Linked DNA regions of Homo sapiens: all the other regions are linked to region 2. The links are chromatin contacts, found by Hi-C or POLR2A ChIA-PET in ENCODE. All regions are on one chromosome and are shown on one strand. The core of a region is the stretch at or near the end of the contact, and the rest is flanking DNA. Distances in the headings are between cores, read along the strand shown. Region 1 holds the start of NIPAL3 (NIPA like domain containing 3). Region 2 has its middle 18 kb from the start of CLIC4. Region 3 has its middle 58 kb from the start of LINC02793. Region 4 has its middle 8.2 kb from the start of LINC02793.

Region 1 (3,948 bases), core at 2-2,501, 310 kb after region 2:
TATACTCAGCCCCACCCACAGGAGGTCAGAGAAAGCCAACAGACCTTAGCGACATGTCAATCAAGGGAGTGGTGGGAACCCAGGCCTCCTAACATCCTTCAGAGTAGTTTGCCCAAGTGCTTTTCTGGTTTTGCTTTTGTTTGTGGTGGTTGGCATTGCTGTGGTTTAATTTTTCTTTTAAAAAGCAGCTTCCCTCTCTGCCTCAGGAACTCGCAGGCCTCTGAAGCATCGCCTGCAAAGATTGAAGGCTCTCCCTCAGCTGGGTGGGAGTCCGGACTGAAAGCCTGGAGGAACCCTTTGCAAGCTGTACTCCCTTATAAGACACATACTTTTCACCTGGTGACTCTCTTTTCCTGATTTCGAAGCATTTCTTCAGGACCTACATATGCCCGAGAGGCAAGCAGTCACCTCTGCGTTGTCAACCACCCCACAATTAGAGCACGTGGTCACTGACCCAAGGAAGGAATGAGAATTCACTAGGTGCTCTGCTTCCATTCCCACCCCGTTTATCTCGATGACGGATTTCACCAATCCCACAGAGCACGTTTTACAAATGAGACAGCCGTGGCTCATAGCGTCTGTATTCGAATTTGCCTCTTTCTGAACAAATCAATAAAACACGCTCTTTCCCACCACCCGACGATCTGGCTTCTGGAGGTGAGCGCCAGTTCCCTGCCAAGCTTCCCGTTCCTCGGCTTTGGCTCACGAGAAGGTTACATTCTTCCGTCCCGTCCCACTGAGCTGGAAACTTACAACTCGAGGAGACAGCACCTCTGTTCCAGAAGCGGGCTTAGACCAAGAACGCCTCCCCTCATCCCACCTGCTAACTCCACCATCTGCTGCCGCCAGGAAGCCCGAGCCGCTCGGCACGAAGAGGAGAAATTCTGGCAAAGTTAACTCCATGTCACTTCCTGGTTTGGTAGAGCCTGGCATCACCTTTAGTAAGGTAGCCCATGCCCCCGCTCCTCTTGGCCTCGATGCAAAACTGGAAAGAACATTCCAAGGCAACGGGACCCAGGTTGGCGAGGCTGGTGACAGTAAGAAGGAAGGGTATGTACACTAGGGGACGTTAGGTGACTTCGCTTTTTCCAGAAAAAAACGAAGGTTAAATTCAATTCCCCTTCCTCCCGGTGTTAATCACTACTCACCGGCGGCGTCTCCTCTAAGGCCCACCTATCAAAACCTTCTGAGAAATGACTCGGACTCTTCGTGCAACCCGGAGGCACAGCCTCCTTCATCCCTTCCCAATTCAGAGCTGCCAAGATGCTGCAGTGTTTTGCTTTCAAAGGTCGCGATTTGATTTGCCAGACTGCCTGCCAGTCAGAAGTTGGCAGGCATTTCGCGCAGGCAAGTGGCTGCGAGGACGGGGAGTAGGCGGGACAGCCCCTGGCAATTGGCTGCGCTGCAAAGCTTGCTTGAAGCATAAGGGAGCGACCTGGGGCTAGAGCTTGGCGCTCACCTGGAGCGGGGACCCCCTAGCGGCCACAGGAAGAATGGTGCGGCGACTCCCCTGCCCCCTCTCCCGCTGTCCCAGAGAGCTTAGGTGGTTGCTCGCCTCCACCTGCCCGGCAGGTGGGCCTGGTTTTAGCAGCCTGCCAGGTGTCCTCCCTTCTTATCCTCATAGCCACCTTCCGGGCTTTGCTCCTGCTGTTCCCCTACCCGACGCTCTCACCAAGTATTCAAATCCAAAACGTCCTTGAAGACCCAGCGCTCCCCAGAGCCCTCGCGAGACTTGGGACCAAACATATCTCTCCTTTCCTGCCCTCCTGGAACACCTGTCGGATACCAAGCCTCCCAGCAATACTGAAGGTCCTGAAACGAGCCCAGCGCTTGGTTAATGTTTCTATAATGTACATAATTATCACGGCCATGATAATTAACATGCGCATGGAGTTTTACAGATGACAAGCTTCTCATCGCTCACACGTTGTCATATACACGCATTTGCTTTCAGATCGTCACAGCCATGAGTGAGACTTGAAGCCCGTTTTACGTATGAAGAAATGTCATTTGGGCCTAGACATCAACAATGAGAAAGAGGCAGTTCTAGTCTCAGATCGTGGGGCAGAGAAAGCTCCTTGGGAACATGGGAGAGGAACGAGTTGGTGCATTGTAGAAACTGCCCGAAGGCCAGCAGGGCTGGTGAGAGATTTTTCTGGGGGCGTGGTTGGGCCTGCGATCTGAGGGACGGGCCAGGGACAGTTTATAAATAACATATTTGGGGGCCGGCGCGGTGGCTCACACCTGTAATCTCAGGACTTTGGGAGGCCAGGAGGATCACTTAAGCCCAGGAGTTTGAGACCAGCCTGGACAATATAGTGGGACCCCATCTCTACAAAAAAATTTAAAAATTAGCCGGGCGTGGTGGCGAGCGCCCGTGGTCCCAGCTACTCAGGAGGCTGAGGCGGGAGGATCGCTTGAACTCGGGAGGCGGAGGTTGCAGCGAGTCGAGATCGCGCCACTGCACTCCAGCTGGGCGACAGAGCAAGACCCTGTCAAAAAAAAAAAAAAAAAAAAAAAAGCTTGGATTTCACCCTAAATTTAAAGGCGAGCCATTGGAGGACTTTAAGCAGGGGAGTGACAAGGTCGCTGAGACCGCCCTGCCCTGAAGCGTGTGAAGAGGGGCTCCTGGAATACTAAGTGGCTGCCCTTGTATAGTCGCCCATGTCAATTTTTTTTTTTTTCTTCTGTTAGAAACAGGGCTTGGGGCCGGGCGTGGTGGCTCACGCCTGTAATCCCAACACTTTGGGAGGCCGAGGCGGGTGGATCACCTGAGGTCAGGAGTTCGAGACCAGCCTGGCCAACGTGGTGAAACCCTGTCTCTACTAAAAATACAAAAAGAATAGCCTGGCGTGGTGGCGAGCGCCGGTAATCCCAGCTACTCAGGAGGCTGAAGCAGGAGCATCGCTTGAACCTGGAGGGCGGAGGTTGCAGTGAGCCAAGATTGCGCCACTGCACTACAGCCTGCTCGACAAAGCGAGACTCTGTCTCAAAAAAAAAAGAAACAGGGCTTGGATGAATGTTAATTCTTTTAGGTATATTCCTTGAAGCAGGATTTTTGAGTGAGCAAAATTCTGAGGCTTTTGGTTTATCACAAGATTTTTGAAGCATGGCCTAGATAAACCTCTTATTAGTTCCCCACCCCGCTACAGGCCCTGATGTAATTAACCTAAGCCCTAAAATTCGGCCGGCTTCTCTGCGGACTTTGAAACGCCTCTAATGATTGGTCAACAACTTTTCACGTTAAAGAAACAGAGGATGCCATTGGCTGGAGTTACCTCGCGGACGGCGGAAGGTGGACTCGCGAATGTTAGGCCTGTGGGTGCCATAGCGACCGGGAGGTTGGGCTGGCCAGATTCAGCTGCCGGGACCGGACCAGGTAGGAAGCAGTTCCGGCGGGGGGACCGGTCCCTGAGGTCGTGGGGAAGAGGACACGGCGCACCATGTCCTCCGCATGGGACGCCCGCGGAGACCCCCCGGCCTCCGGGTGCTTGCGGAATTCCAGGGCTGAGCTAGGTGGAGCCCCGAGGGCGGGAAGAAGCCACCATGGGAGTTGCCCCTGCGTCGGGGCGTGTCCTCGGTGTTTCCACCCGAAAAGTGGTGACAACTGGGGCTTGCCTGCTCCACCGAGCTCCTGCCAGGGGCGTGGGCGTCCGACCCTTCTGGCTCAGGCTCCGCGAGTGCGCAAAAGTTGGGAGGCTTCAGTGCCTGGCAGTGGGTGGACGCCAAAGACCTGATCTCTACTCATAGGTTCACCCCAGCTCAGGGGGTGTCCCCCAGCAAACGACTTCCCTGCTCTGGGCCTCGATTTACCCATCTGTAAAATAAAAGGGTGAGATTGGAACCTGGTGGTCACTAGCCCGCCGCTAAATTTCCTTCCAGCTCCCTGATACACTTTCTCAGCCTATGAAGACTATCGAATGGGTTATTTACCTGAGAGTGCTTTGA
Region 2 (3,961 bases), core at 861-3,360:
CATGTTGGCCAGGCTGGTCTCGAACTCCTGACTTCAAGTAATCCACGCACCTCAGCCTCCCAAAGCGTTGGGATTACAGGTGTGAGCCACTGCGCCTGGCCAAGGGAAGGAGTCTTTTCTTCCCCTGAGCCTGCCCTTATCCTTTAACTGGTGGATCCGCCCCACAGTATAGGGACCAGTGTCCCTGGATTCACTCAGTAAGGCTCCTGAGAGGGCTGAGTATGTCCAAGCCCCACGAACCCATCTCTTGTTAGCATCAATGGCTTCTCATAGCACAGTGCTGATAGATCAGGCTAAGGGAGGCTCCGTCCCAGTCCCCACAGCACGGGAGGATGGCAAGGATGAAGAATGTAAGAGGGGGACCAAAGCATCAATTCCTGCTGATAAGAAATAAGCACTACAAGAATCAGCAGGAACAGTACATTTACAGGACCTAAAAGTGTCCACACAGATTGCTCATAGCTTGCATGAAGGAAAATTGTAACTTATGCAGAACTAGACCACCCCTTAGCCAGGTGATCAAAATTAACAGCACCCTTTCCAGGCAAACAGACCTCAGGTGCTTCCCGAAGTCACGCCCTGCAAAGCACACTATATCACTTTCGTAATGTTCCAGCTGAGAATGCAAAGCTGAATGTGTTCATGAGGAGACGTCAGATTCACCTGAGTTGAAGAACATTCTGTAAGAAAGATAACTTGCCAGGCACGGTGGCTCACGCCTGTAATCCCAACACTCTGGGAGGCCGAGGCGGGCAGATCACCTGACGTAGGGCGTTCAAGACCAGCCTGACCAATATGGAGAAACCCCATCTCTACTAAAAATACAAAATTAGCTGGGTGTGGTGGCGCATGCCTGCAATCCCAGCTACTCAGGAGGCTGAGGCAGGAGAATCGCTTGAACCGGGGAGGTGGAGATTGCGGTGAGCCAAGATCACGCCATTGCATTCCAGCCTGGGCAACAAGAGCGAAACTCCATCTCAAAAAAACAAAATAAATAAATAAATAAAAATAAAAAGGGTTGGGTGCGGTGGCTCACGCCTGTAATCCTAGCATGTTAGGAGGCTGAGGTGGGCGGATTACCTGAGTTCAGGAGTTTAAGACCAGCCCTGGCAACACGGTGAAACCCTGTCTCTACTAAAACACAAAAAATTAGCCGGGCGTGGCAGCATGTACCTGTATTCCCAGCTACTCGGGATGCTGAGACAGGAGAATTGCTTGAACCCAGGAGGCAGAGGTTGCAGTGAGCCGAGATCAGGCCACTGCACTCCACACTCCAGCCTGGGCGACAGAGCGAGACTCTGTATCTTAAAAAAAAAAAAATTATATGTATGTGTATATCCACATCTATGTCTATCAGTTTATCTCCATATATACATATAGATATGTATCCACATTTATTTTCTCTCTATATAGATGTAGATATGGATTCATATCTACTCTGTAGAAAGAGAAAATAAATGTGGCAAAATGCAAAACAATTGATGAATCTGGGTAAACGGTATTTAAGAGTTCTTTACATTATTTTTGCAAGTTTCCTGTTAGTTTGAAATTACTTCAAATTAAAATAAATGGGGGCCAGGCAAGAGGATCACCTGAGCCCAGGAGTTGGAGACCAGCCTGGCAACATGGTGAAACTCTGGCTCTACTAAAAGTACAAAAAATTAGCCGGGCATGGTGGCTTATACCTGTAGTGCCAGCTACTCGGGAGGCTGAGGTGGGAGGATTGCTATAGTCCAGGAGGTCGAGGCTGCAGTGAACCGTGATTGTGCCACTGCATTCCAGTCTGGGCAACAGAGTGAGACCCTGTCTCAAAAATTTAAATAAGTTAATTAATTACATTAAATAAACATCAAAGAGGTTCAAAGAGAGGGAAAAGCTGGATCCCCAAGTGATATTTAGGGGAATTTCCCCACTCCTGTTGGACTTAAGTGAGGTGCCAGAACTCATCCTATTACTTCTCTTTTTAAGGACTTTGTGGTGAATTAGTTGGTTTCTCTTTTGCTAACAGCCAGGAAGACACTCCAGCTGTCTTAGATCATCGTCCCCGAGGCCAACCCACAGTGTCTGGTCCTTGGGGCTGGGCCTCCTGGGCCGGCCAGCTGGGAAATAAGACAGCACTGCTCACATACTGCATCTTTCCAAAGTGAAACTGGCAAGGGAGTCTGAGCCGCTGGGGCCCACTTTTGAAAGTGGAGGGGAGAGTGCTGTTATGCTTTCTAAAAAGCTACACGTATAGGGTGTCATGGCTCACACCTGTATTCCCAGCACTTTGAGGGGCTAACACAGGTGGATCGCCTGAGGTCAGGAGTTCAAGGCCAACTTGGCAAAACCCCGTCTCTACTAAAAATATAAAAATTAGTTGGGCGTGGTGGTGCATGCCTTATAATCCCAGCTACTTGGGAGGCTGAGGCAGGACAATCACTTGAATCTGGGGGGACGGAGGTTACAGTGGGTCCAGATCGCGCCACTGCACTCCAGCCTCGGCGACAAGAGCAAAACTCCATCGAAAGAAAGAAAGAGACAGAGAGAGAGAGAGAGGAAGGAAAGAAGGAAGGAAGGAAGGTGACCTCACTGAGTGCGGTGGCTCACGCCTATAATTCCAGCACTTTGGGAGGCTGAGGTGAGAGGATTGCTTGAGTCCAGGGATTCAAGACCAGCTTGGGCAACATGGTCAGACCCTGTCTCTTCAAATAAATAAATAAAAAGTTTTTTTAATTAGTTGGGCTTGGTGGCACACACCTGTTTCAAAAAAAAAAAAAGTGTGGCCTCTCTTCTTGGTGCGGAAGTGCAGGGAGGAACGAGTGAAGAGCAGCTGCCTGCCTCACCTGGCCTGGGGTCCTGCAGGTTGAATGGGAGAGGAGAGCTTATTCATGTGGACACTTTGGAGGGAGGGAGTGCAAACCAGGACGGGCAGAGGGCATCTTTGAAGTTTTGTTCCCTGAGCTTGGAGGTGCTCATTTCTGTGGAAACAGCCACTTGGCTGGCAGCACACCGGGGCAAGTCAGCCTTGGCTCCTTCCAGGTGGAGCCAGGGTCTCTCCGAAAGGGGAATCTCTTAAAAGAGCCAGAACAGTGAATGGAAGGGGTGGGAGCCACAGATGGATTCCAAGGATAGCAAGAGGGGACTCTGCGGATTTCAGGAGACAGTCTGTTTTGTTTTTTTGTTCTTTTGATACGGAGTTTCACTCTTGTTGCCCAGGCTGGAGTGCAATGGTGCGATCTCGGCTCACCGCAACCTCTGCCTCCCGGGTTCAAGTGATTCTCCTGCCTCAGCCTCCCTAGTAGCTGGGATTACAGGCACCCGCCACCTGTAATAGCCCAGCTATTTTTTTTTTAGACGAAGTCTGACTCTGTCACCAGGCTGGAGTGCAGTGGCGTGATCTCAGCTCACGGCAACCTCCGCCTCCCAGGTTCAAGCAATTCTCCTGTCTTAGCCTCCCGAGTAGCTGGGACTACAGGCACGCACCACCACGCCCAGCTAATTTTTGTATTTTTAGTAGAGACGGGGTTTCACCATGTTTACCAGGATGGTCTCGATCTCTTGACCTCTTGATCCACCCACCTTGGCCTCCCAAAGTGCTGGGATTACAGGCGTGAGCCACCGCATCTGGCCAATTTTTTGTATTTTTAGTACGGACGAGGTTTCACTGTGTTGGCCACGCTAGTCTTGAACTCCTGACCTCAGGCGATCCACCCATCTCAGCCTCCCAAAGTGCTGGAGTCTGCTGTTGTTGTTGTTGTTGTTGTTGTCGTCGTTGTTTGAGACAGAGTCTCACTCTGTCACCCAGGCCAGAGTGCAATGGCGCCATCTCAGCTCACTGTAACCTCCGCCTCCCAGGCTCAACCGATTCTCATGCCTCAGCCTCCCGAGTAGCTGGGACTACAGGCGTGCGCCACCAGGCTTGGCTAATTTCTGTATTATTTGTAACGACAAGGTTTTGCCATGTTGCCCAGGCTGGTCT
Region 3 (4,253 bases), core at 646-3,145, 370 kb before region 2:
GAGGAAGTTTGGGTCTGTTTACTACGAGGTCAATGGCTGGCATCGTTCTCTGCTCAATTTTCACAGTTCCTTAGGGCTGAGAATGGACAGTCCTTTGCAGTACCAGCCAACGGACAGCAGAGGGCGCCAACTCAATGGTCAGGGATCCTGGAAGGAGGAAGTAGTTGGTCTGGAGTTTGCACAGGATGGTTGGTGGCTACCAAAGATTTCCCTTTCATAATAACCGGTGACAGCTGGTGTGTATCCATGTAGATTCATTGAACGAAGATTGACTATGGCTACTCTGCTGAGCATTGTTCTAGGTTTCAGGGAAACAGGGAATAATATAGGTCAGCAATGGCAAATGGCTTTTATATTTTTAAAAAATCAATTAATTAATTTTAATAACTTTTATCTTGAAGGTTTGCTTGCATTGGAGAACTATGCTTGGAAATTAGCGTTAAGAAAATTCTGAGGCTGCTTCCTGGCTCAGGGAGATAGGATAATGTGATTGATTAATCATGTCTGTCAGGGGGAGGTTGAGGAGGGGGCAGTGTGAGTGTCACTTCTCTAATGCAACCTTATTATGGGACAAGTGGGTAAATAAAGATGCAGAGATAGCAAGTTTATTTATATAGGGTCATGCTACTGGTAAGTGTTGGAGTTAGGACAATTGTGCAGTTTTCTAGTCATGTCTTTGGGCCTGAAGGAATGCATCTCCAGGCCTGCAGGGACTCTCTGGACAATGGTGCCATCACCAATGACCATTTTGGTAACCAGAATGCTTCCTGGTGGGGGAGGGCCTTTGATGTGGAGCCAACTGGGGTGGTGCTATGGTTTTGGGTGCTATGAAGGCCAAGCTGGTGGCCAGTGGGGGCAGGCTAGGCCATTCCAGAACCCAGAACCCATAGTTGGGACCAAACAGCTCAAAGCCAAGCAGTGGCAGAATTCAGGCTTGTCCCAGGCCACTGGACTGGGGAGTCCACGTTCGTTTTATGACCTCCACCCCACTTTGTGAGTTCCCACTGGCTTTGGATGGAGAAAGATGCGCTATGCCAGGCCCTGTGTGGGGACAGGGAGGTGCCTGAGCTAGAGTTCCTGTGTAAGGCATTTCCTGCCTATTGATGGGGACAGGTGTGGGGACAGCTTAACCCACACAAGGCAGAAGGGAGAGCTCCGCAGGACACCAGCAGAAAGGGGGAGATGGGAGGGGCAGTTACTTCTCTCTGGGGATGCCTGGGGAGGTGTCATGAAGGAAGTGCCTAAATATTTTTCTCTCATTACAAAAATAACTGTGTTTACTGCAGACAACTTTTTTTCAGAAAAAAAAATAAAATGATAAAAAGCCTCGAATCGATGTCATTACACAGAGACAGTGACTGATAGTATCTTTTTTTTCTTTTTTTGAGACATTGTCTTGCTCTGTCGCCCAGGCTGGAGTGCAGTGGTGTGACCTCAGCTCACTGCCACCTCCACCTCCCTGGTTAAAGCGATTCTCCTGCCTCAGCCTCCAGAGTAGCTGGGACTACAGGCGTGTGCCACCACACCCAGCTAATTTTTATATTTTTAGTAGAGACAGGGTTTCACCATGTTGACCAGGCTGGTCTTTAATTCCTGATCTCAGGTGATCCATCTGCCTCAGTTTCCCAAAGTACTGGGATTACAGGTGTGAGTCACTGTGCCCCACCAGTATCTTAATCATTTATTTACACATAACCACAATGATATCAGGTTGCATATATTTTTGAATTTTCTTTATTACTTAATGTAGTGGCTCTCAAAGTGTGACCCTTGACAGCAACATCCGTATCACCCGGGAGCTTGTCAGAAGTGCAAATTCTTGCTTTCCCTCTCAACCCCAAACCTCAGAGACTCTGGGGGTGGGGTCCAGTGGTCTGTGTTTTAACAAACCCTCCAGATTGTTCTGCTGCTCTGCAAATTCGTGAACCACTGACTTAGTGTATTATAAACAACTTCCCACTCTCTGACTGTCTTATGTTTAATGTGTGATCTTTTGTTGTACTGACCTGATGAATTCTGCTAAAGCAATGCTGTGGTGAACATCTTGGGTGCACGTATGTCCCTGTGCACACCGGGGCTTGTTTTGTGAGGTGCCCTTTGAGCTGAGCTAGTGACAGGAGGCAGGGGGTGGCTGCATGCAGAGAGAGGAGGGGAAGAGGCTGTGACCGCAGCTGTCTCTGACCTGGGACTGCGTGCAGACAGGAGGGACCAGAGCTCTTCTTCCCCATCACGCCCTCCCTGGAGTGGCTCTGGCAGAGCAGGAAGCAGGTGGTGAATGTGTCAACAGCAACTAGAAGCGACTTGGGCTAAAGGAGTCCAGATCTCTCGAGGCCGATGGTCAGTGCTGTCTGGTCAGCAAAGGGGAAGCTGCACTCTGCCAGGAGAAGACAGAGAAGAAAGAAGCAGCCAAAAACACGCTGCGGTGCCTTGTCCCTGCTGGCCTCAGCTTTGGTTTGTGATTGTTTTCTTGTATTTCTCCCTGCTTCCCCTCGCCTTGTGTATGGAGAAAAGATGGACTCTTTGGTCTGAGAATGCTCAACTCTGTGAGCCTTGATGTGAAATGCTGTCATTAATCCACCAGCTTTTGTCCTGTTTCCTGACATAGGCACCAGATTTCAAATTTGGGTCTCCATAGGTCCTCCCTGGACCCGTCAATTTCAGTGGCTCTACCCCAAAACACCCCAGCCCAGCCCCTTCAGAGAAGTCTCAAGACCTTGCTATCACTTTTTCTCTTGGCTCAGCTCCTGGGATTAGGCACGTGCAGATAGATCATTGTGGAAATGAGGGGGCAGCTCCCACCAGCTCACTAATTGGGATGATGAGTGAATAGGCAAGGAATGATCATGTGCTGAGGCCAACCGCTCTGCCCACTCAACCCCAATGGAGGGGAAGAGGCCGATGTTCTTACAGCCAGGAGCCAGTCTTAGCTGAGCCCAGGGCACTGCAGAGGGGCTGCACTTTTGGGTGGGAACTGCCCTGAAGCCCAAGGTGAAGCCAGCCCCTGCCTGTGACTGGGAAGAGCTGGCTGGGGCCCTGCTCAGGTGCAGCCCAGACTTGGGCACTGCTCCTGCCAGTCCACGGCTCAGCAACTTGCTGGGGCTCCACAGGCCCATTAAAGTGCTCACCTGGGGTGGAAGCCCACCTTTCTATGGCCCCAGATCTCTTCAGCTGTATCCCTTAGAAGAGTGCCTGATAAATATTGGTACAACGAATGAATGAATGAAGATGTCCCCCTCCAGCTAGGCAGCTAGATCTTGTATTACCCTTGAAATGCAGGTTATGTGTTTCTGCCACCTTCTTCTCTACTTATCCAAATTCTGCTAGTGCCTCAGCGCCTGGTCTACAGTACGTACTCAGTGTATGTGTGTTGATGTCCTCCTGTGGCTATGTGGCTCCGTGTCTACCTGTGCCCTGAGCTGTGTGTGTGTGTGTGTGTGTGTGTGTGTGTGTGTGTGTTGGAGTTGGGGTTTCTCTGTACTCCCTACAGAGCCCAGAGTTGTGCCAGGCTCAAACCAGGTCCAGACAAGGCAGCAGGAGAGTGACAGTCCTGCCACAGCCCACTCCTGATAGGGCTGAAGCAGTCTGTAAGTCCCAGATCCCTCCCCATTTGAGTTGGGAAGAGAATGTTCTTTGTTGGGTTGTCCACATTTATCACCAAATTTTACTCACCCTGATTCCAGAAAGGATGATGATGTGCTGATGCTAGAAACAGTGATTCAAGGCTAGAAGAACAAGAGCAGGAAATGGAACCAGGATGGTGGTACCAGAAAATCGGGCTGTGCCCAAACGTGTCTCTGAGCTGCTCCTTCACCAAGAGACCCACAGGATCACTGGCTTTTGGGTTTGGACAGGTACCTTCATGGTCCCCTGTGGAGCATGTGACAGAGGACATAGCCTATCGTTGAACCACAGGAACCAGATTCCAAGCCCAGCTCTTCTCTTTGTAGAACCTTGGACACATTTCCTTAAATTTGGGAAAAATCTCAAGCCATTATGTCTTAACATTTCTTTCCTGTCCCACTCTCGCTCACCTCTCCTTCTGAGACTCCAATCACACATACGTTAGACATTGTGATCTTGTCCCAAAGGTTCCTGAGGCTCTGTTCACCTTTCTTCAATTTTTGTTTGTCTCTTGGTTCTTCACATTGGGTAATTTCCATTGATTTGCCTTCAGGTTCACTGACCCTTTCTTCTTCCATCTCCAATCTGCTTGTTAAGCCCATCTAGTGATTTATTTATTATTTATTTATTTA
Region 4 (4,323 bases), core at 1,543-4,042, 300 kb before region 2:
CACAAAGGCTGTTTGGGCTCCGGGGTCTGTGGAGGGCTCTGCCAGCCTGCAGTAGACGGGGGTTTGGGTGCCACAGTGTCAGTGGCAATGGCGTCTCTGGCTGCTGATGTGGGAGAGGTGACTTCACACGCAGCTCCTCCAAGAGCACGGCCTCCAGTGACTCAGTGGAATCAAGGAAAGAGATTTGCCACCTCTCACCCAATGGGGGGAGGCAGGGGTAGAGGCAAGCAAGAGGAGTCCTCCCCTCAGGAGGTGCCAGACCCCACTCCTTGCATATGGAGTTCAGGGGAGGGGCAGCAAAGAACGGGAACCCTTGAGATCTGAGTTCCAGTCTACCTCCAGCAAGAAGCCCTTCCTGTTCACAACACAGTACGGAGCATCTGCGCGCCCCAGGAGCCCTGGGAGACGAGGTTTGCTGTCTTGTAGGAAAAGGCCCAGGGGCCTTGGTTGACTTGGCCAAGGTCCCATAGCTAGGAAGGAGCTGAGTGAGGCTTGGGCCAAGTGCTACCTCCCAATGCAGTGCTCTTTCCAGAACCTCACGGCCCTGCTACCCACTGGCTGTGGGACCGGGGACAATCTCCCTCCTTTCCCACCTGCCTCCTCTGTAAGGACTCTTCGGGGACTTTCCAGCTCTGGCCTTTCAGGACTCCCCATTTTCACTGTCCCTCTGAGGCGGCGGGTGGTGGGTGATCACCCCATTTAACAGACGAGGAACAGGTCCAGACGGGGAAGCAACTTGGCTGAGGCTTCAGGGCGAGGAAGTGGCAAAGCGGGGCTGAGAACCCAGGTCTGTGGACCCCCAGCCACAACATCAGGGGCCCCGGCCGGACCCAGGCTTCTAAGAATGCAGTGCTGGTCCCAGAACCTGAGAACAGGGACTTTCAGGCTGGCTGGTTCCCAAGTGTGAGTGCAGGAGGGCCTGGCTCGGCAGGGGGTGGGAAGGGGCCAGCCACTTCCTGCTGGGGCTGGTGCGGTCCCCATGCGGTGGCCATCAGAAGCTGGCCACTTCCTGGTCTGGGCTGCCTTCCCCTTTCTGAGCCTGGGAGGGAACGAAGGAGCGGAGTGAGGTGCCCTTGCGTGCTGCGGCCTGGACGACGTCTGGCCTCTTTTCATTTCCCCTGCATACCGCTTCGCTCTCCACAGCCACCAACGGTCGGAAGCTTCTGGGAGCTGACTGCCAGGTCCCCTGTCCACAGCCGAACCCCTCCTGCCTACGGGCTTCCTCCTCCCTGGGGCTCAAGGGACTCCTAGCCCTGCTGGGGGTCTGCCCACCAAGGGCCTAGAATGAGGCATTGTCGTTTGTACCGAGGCTGAGAGGTGGCCATCGGTCTGAGGTTACACGCACAGCCAATAAGTGGCAGAGCTGTAATTGGAGCTCAGATGTGTCTGACTCCAAAATCCACATCCTTTGCATATTTAACAACCCCCTGTCCCCTCAGAGGAAGTCTGACCAGAGGAGGCTTGGACGAGGGGACATGGAATGACCCTGCTAGACACTGACCTCTGAGGCCAGTGATGGGACCAGCTTCTCCTTCCTGTTAGATCCTGGAACCCAGCCTGGTGCATGCCCCAGAGCAGGTGCTCGCGACACTGGCAGAAACACAAAAGGCATCCTGACTGTTCCTGTCCAGCTCCTGACACTCATGAGCACCTGCTGCATACCAGGCCTGGGCGTGGAGACACAGGACCAAGGGAGAAGACCTTGCCCCAAGATCGGTGGCCATCTTCCGTACCAGGCTTAGTGTGGACAATGTTTAAATGCACCTCAAATTCCACATGCAAGAGAGATCCTTTAAGTCCTTCCAGCAGGAAAGCCAGACCTGGGTTGCACAGGGACCCCCTCTGGTGCAACAAGGAGGTAGCAGGGTGTGAGGATGAAGAACGTGGAGCCAGGCAGGCCTGGGTTCAGATCCCAGCTAGACGAGCCTAGGGTGGCCTTGGGGAAGTGACTTCATGTACCTCAGTTTCCTCACCTGTAGAATGGGAATCAAACCATAGAAAGTGCCTTACAAGACCTCCCTTCAACCCACTCTGGATTAACAAACACTCTCCCTGTCCTTTGAAAGAGAGGCTAGTAGATGCCACAGCTTCCTGAATGTTCCAGGCAGGCCGGCCGCTGCTATTCCCACCTAGGCGGCTCCTCTGACTCAGTGAGGCTTCTTCCCAGACCTGCAGCTGCTGGCTGTAGTGGCCGAACCAGGGAGACCAGAATGTGAATGGGAAAGAGAGTCGTGTCACAGAAAACCAAGAAAGGACTTTGCAAAGGCCCAGTTATAGGCGAGTTGTCAACGGAAGAAAAAAAAAAAGTGCTGCCAAATGAGGTGTGGGCAAGACAGCCATAAAAGACTGGGGAAGACAATAGTTAAAATCCGTCACAAACTTTCATTGAATTAGGTGTAGACTAAAACTGGAGGGAGGGGGTGATTATTAAAAATCCAGAGGGAGTCTAGGGAGTCTGTGCTCAGATGGCTTCACAAGCATCTCTAAGGTCCCACTCCGCTTTAAAGGACTCCTAATGAGAGCCATAAACGCTGCTGCACAGGTTGGTTTTATGCAAGAAAAACAAGGTAGGACACCAGCTGGGGGCCTCAGTCTCAAAGACAGCCTTGGCCCTGCATCAGAAGATCATCTCATAAAAGTACACGCGCACGTGTTACGTTCAATAAAATGCCTACTTTATGTATCATATGATTTCCTGCATTAATTTTTTTTTCTATTAACCAACCACTGGTTTTGCTCTCATTGGATAAGAGGCTTCTGCTATTAATAGCACTTACCTCACTGGGCGGATGTGAAGGCTGAACGAGGTACCGATGCAAAGTGTCTGGCGCGATGCCTGGCACACAGTAAATGTTCAGCAAATATTAGCTGTAATAATCATCTCCAAATCCAGAACTCTCACTTGGCAGATGAGAAAACTGAGTCTCAGCGGCGTGGAGTGAGCGGGCTGCAGACCAAGGCCTAGAATCTGCAGCCCGTGTGAGAATCGCCCACATCTGAAACCCAAGCCTGCGTCTCCCCAGGGCCTCTCTCGTTGCATATTTTGGAGGGGGTGTCACTTCCCTGAGGAACGTCAGGTGGAGGTCACGGGAGCAGTGGTGGGTCCCTCAGCATCCTTCAGGATCATTGCACCCCAGCCTCCCACTGCCCATCCTACTCGGTGGAGGTCTGAGTTTTCCCTCTGGTTCAAGCTTAGGGTCAACCCTAAGCTTGTCTCAGTGACTCTCTCTGTGTTCACCGATCTTGTGTATTTTTATCTCAGAGGCTTTCATTCGTGTCTTTAATTATTTGTTTCAATGTCTGTCTCTCTTCTGAACGACTGGGAGTCCCCCGGGGAGCAGGCCTGATTCATCTGGAAACCCTGAACCCAGCCCAGTGCCTGGCTCCAAGCAGGGGCTTCACGCGTGTTTTTTGAACAAGTGAGCAACGGAACAAATGTGAACAAGTGGGGGTCCCCAGTGTCTCATCGTCTCTGCACCAGACTTTCTGGCCAAGGTTGTAGCAGAGAGAGGTTCACACTTTGTCTGACTTTGGAACCAGCCAAAAATGCCTCCAGGATTCATGGATTCCCTGCCATGGTACAGGCCCAGCAGCTGAGGCCCTAGCCTAGTGCCCAGACCCCTCCCGCTCTTTGTTTTCCTCCTTTATCCCTCCAGCCTCCATCCCTCCAGCCTCCATCCTTGTATTGCTCCAGCCTCCATCTTTCCATCTCTCCAGCCTCTATCCTTCCAGCCTCCATCCTTTCATCCCTCCAGCCTCCATTCCTCCCATCCCGCCATCCTTCTATCCCTCCAGCCTCCACCCTCCAGCCCCTATCCTTACAGCGTCCATCCCTCCCATCCCTCCATCTTTTCAGCCTCCATCCCTCTAGTCTCCATCCCTCCAGCCTCCATCCTTCCATCTCTCCAGCCTCCATTCCTCCAGCCTCCATCCCTCCATCCCTCCAGCCTCCATCCCTTCATCCTCCATCCCTCCAGTCTCCATCTCTCCAGCCTCCATCCTTCCATCCCTCCATCTCTCCAGTCTCCATCCTCCTCTTCCTAGGGAGCCTGAGAGTGTCTGGCAGGGCAGAACAGACCCTGGGAAACCCAGCCCTGGAGTGAGGCTCCCCTCCAAACCGTGAATGGGGTGTGGTTTGGGGCTTTGTCTCCTCTGAGTCACCTCCATGGTGTGGTGGGGTTGACTCAGACAGAGAGTGAGAAGGAGAACTTGGTTGGTCCTCCTGGTTTCCACAGGTCCTGAGACTGGCCAGGGTGGGGCTGGGTGGGGTGGGAGGACAGGGAGAGGCCCACACTGAGGAAGGTGTTAGAACCACACACTGGG

The links. Hi-C counts contacts between places; a loop is a spot of excess contacts on that map. ChIA-PET counts read pairs that join two places held with the same protein, here RNA polymerase II (POLR2A). Pooled maps may share reads with other maps.
Region 1: a pooled map shows a loop between it and region 2 (3-fold over the local background). The contact joins the promoter of NIPAL3 here to the enhancer-like site in region 2. A Hi-C loop is called at or near these places in 2 of 50 pooled maps. POLR2A ChIA-PET finds 5 or more read pairs at or near these places in 4 of 52 experiments (GM10248, PC-9, WTC11 and 1 more).
Region 3: a loop to region 2 is called in a map with no recorded cell type, with 2.5 times the contacts of the local background. The contact joins two enhancer-like sites. A Hi-C loop is called at or near these places in 1 of 37 single-sample maps with no recorded cell type and 1 of 50 pooled maps. POLR2A ChIA-PET finds 5 or more read pairs at or near these places in 1 of 52 experiments (HEK293).
Region 4: a loop to region 2 is called in a pooled map, with 2.7 times the contacts of the local background. The contact joins two enhancer-like sites. A Hi-C loop is called at or near these places in 2 of 37 single-sample maps with no recorded cell type and 2 of 50 pooled maps. POLR2A ChIA-PET finds 5 or more read pairs at or near these places in 2 of 52 experiments (A673 and activated B cell).

The regions. Positions count from the first base shown.
Region 1 is chr1:24,413,105-24,417,052 of GRCh38, reverse strand. It overlaps NIPAL3 (NIPA like domain containing 3), which reads right to left and starts at 1,251. Exons shown (of 12, transcript NM_020448.5): 1 at 1,149-1,251. It overlaps STPG1 (sperm tail PG-rich repeat containing 1), which reads left to right and starts at 3,271. Exons shown (of 9, transcript NM_001199013.2): 1 at 3,271-3,379. RefSeq lists an enhancer at 3,656-3,775.
Region 2 is chr1:24,725,805-24,729,765 of GRCh38, reverse strand. No RefSeq gene overlaps it. Among named protein-coding and RNA genes, the nearest start is that of CLIC4, 18 kb to the left of the region's middle. Within about 2 kb of position 2,110, at least 24 of the 41 ENCODE cell types and tissues checked have a DNase peak (open chromatin) inside an H3K27ac peak, as active enhancers do.
Region 3 is chr1:25,097,478-25,101,730 of GRCh38, reverse strand. No RefSeq gene overlaps it. Among named protein-coding and RNA genes, the nearest start is that of LINC02793, 58 kb to the right of the region's middle. Within about 2 kb of position 1,895, at least 4 of the 41 ENCODE cell types and tissues checked have a DNase peak (open chromatin) inside an H3K27ac peak, as active enhancers do.
Region 4 is chr1:25,030,825-25,035,147 of GRCh38, reverse strand. No RefSeq gene overlaps it. Among named protein-coding and RNA genes, the nearest start is that of LINC02793, 8.2 kb to the left of the region's middle. RefSeq lists enhancers at 627-686, 1,367-1,426, 2,427-2,476, 3,017-3,226 and a silencer at 3,983-4,032. Within about 2 kb of position 2,792, at least 10 of the 41 ENCODE cell types and tissues checked have a DNase peak (open chromatin) inside an H3K27ac peak, as active enhancers do.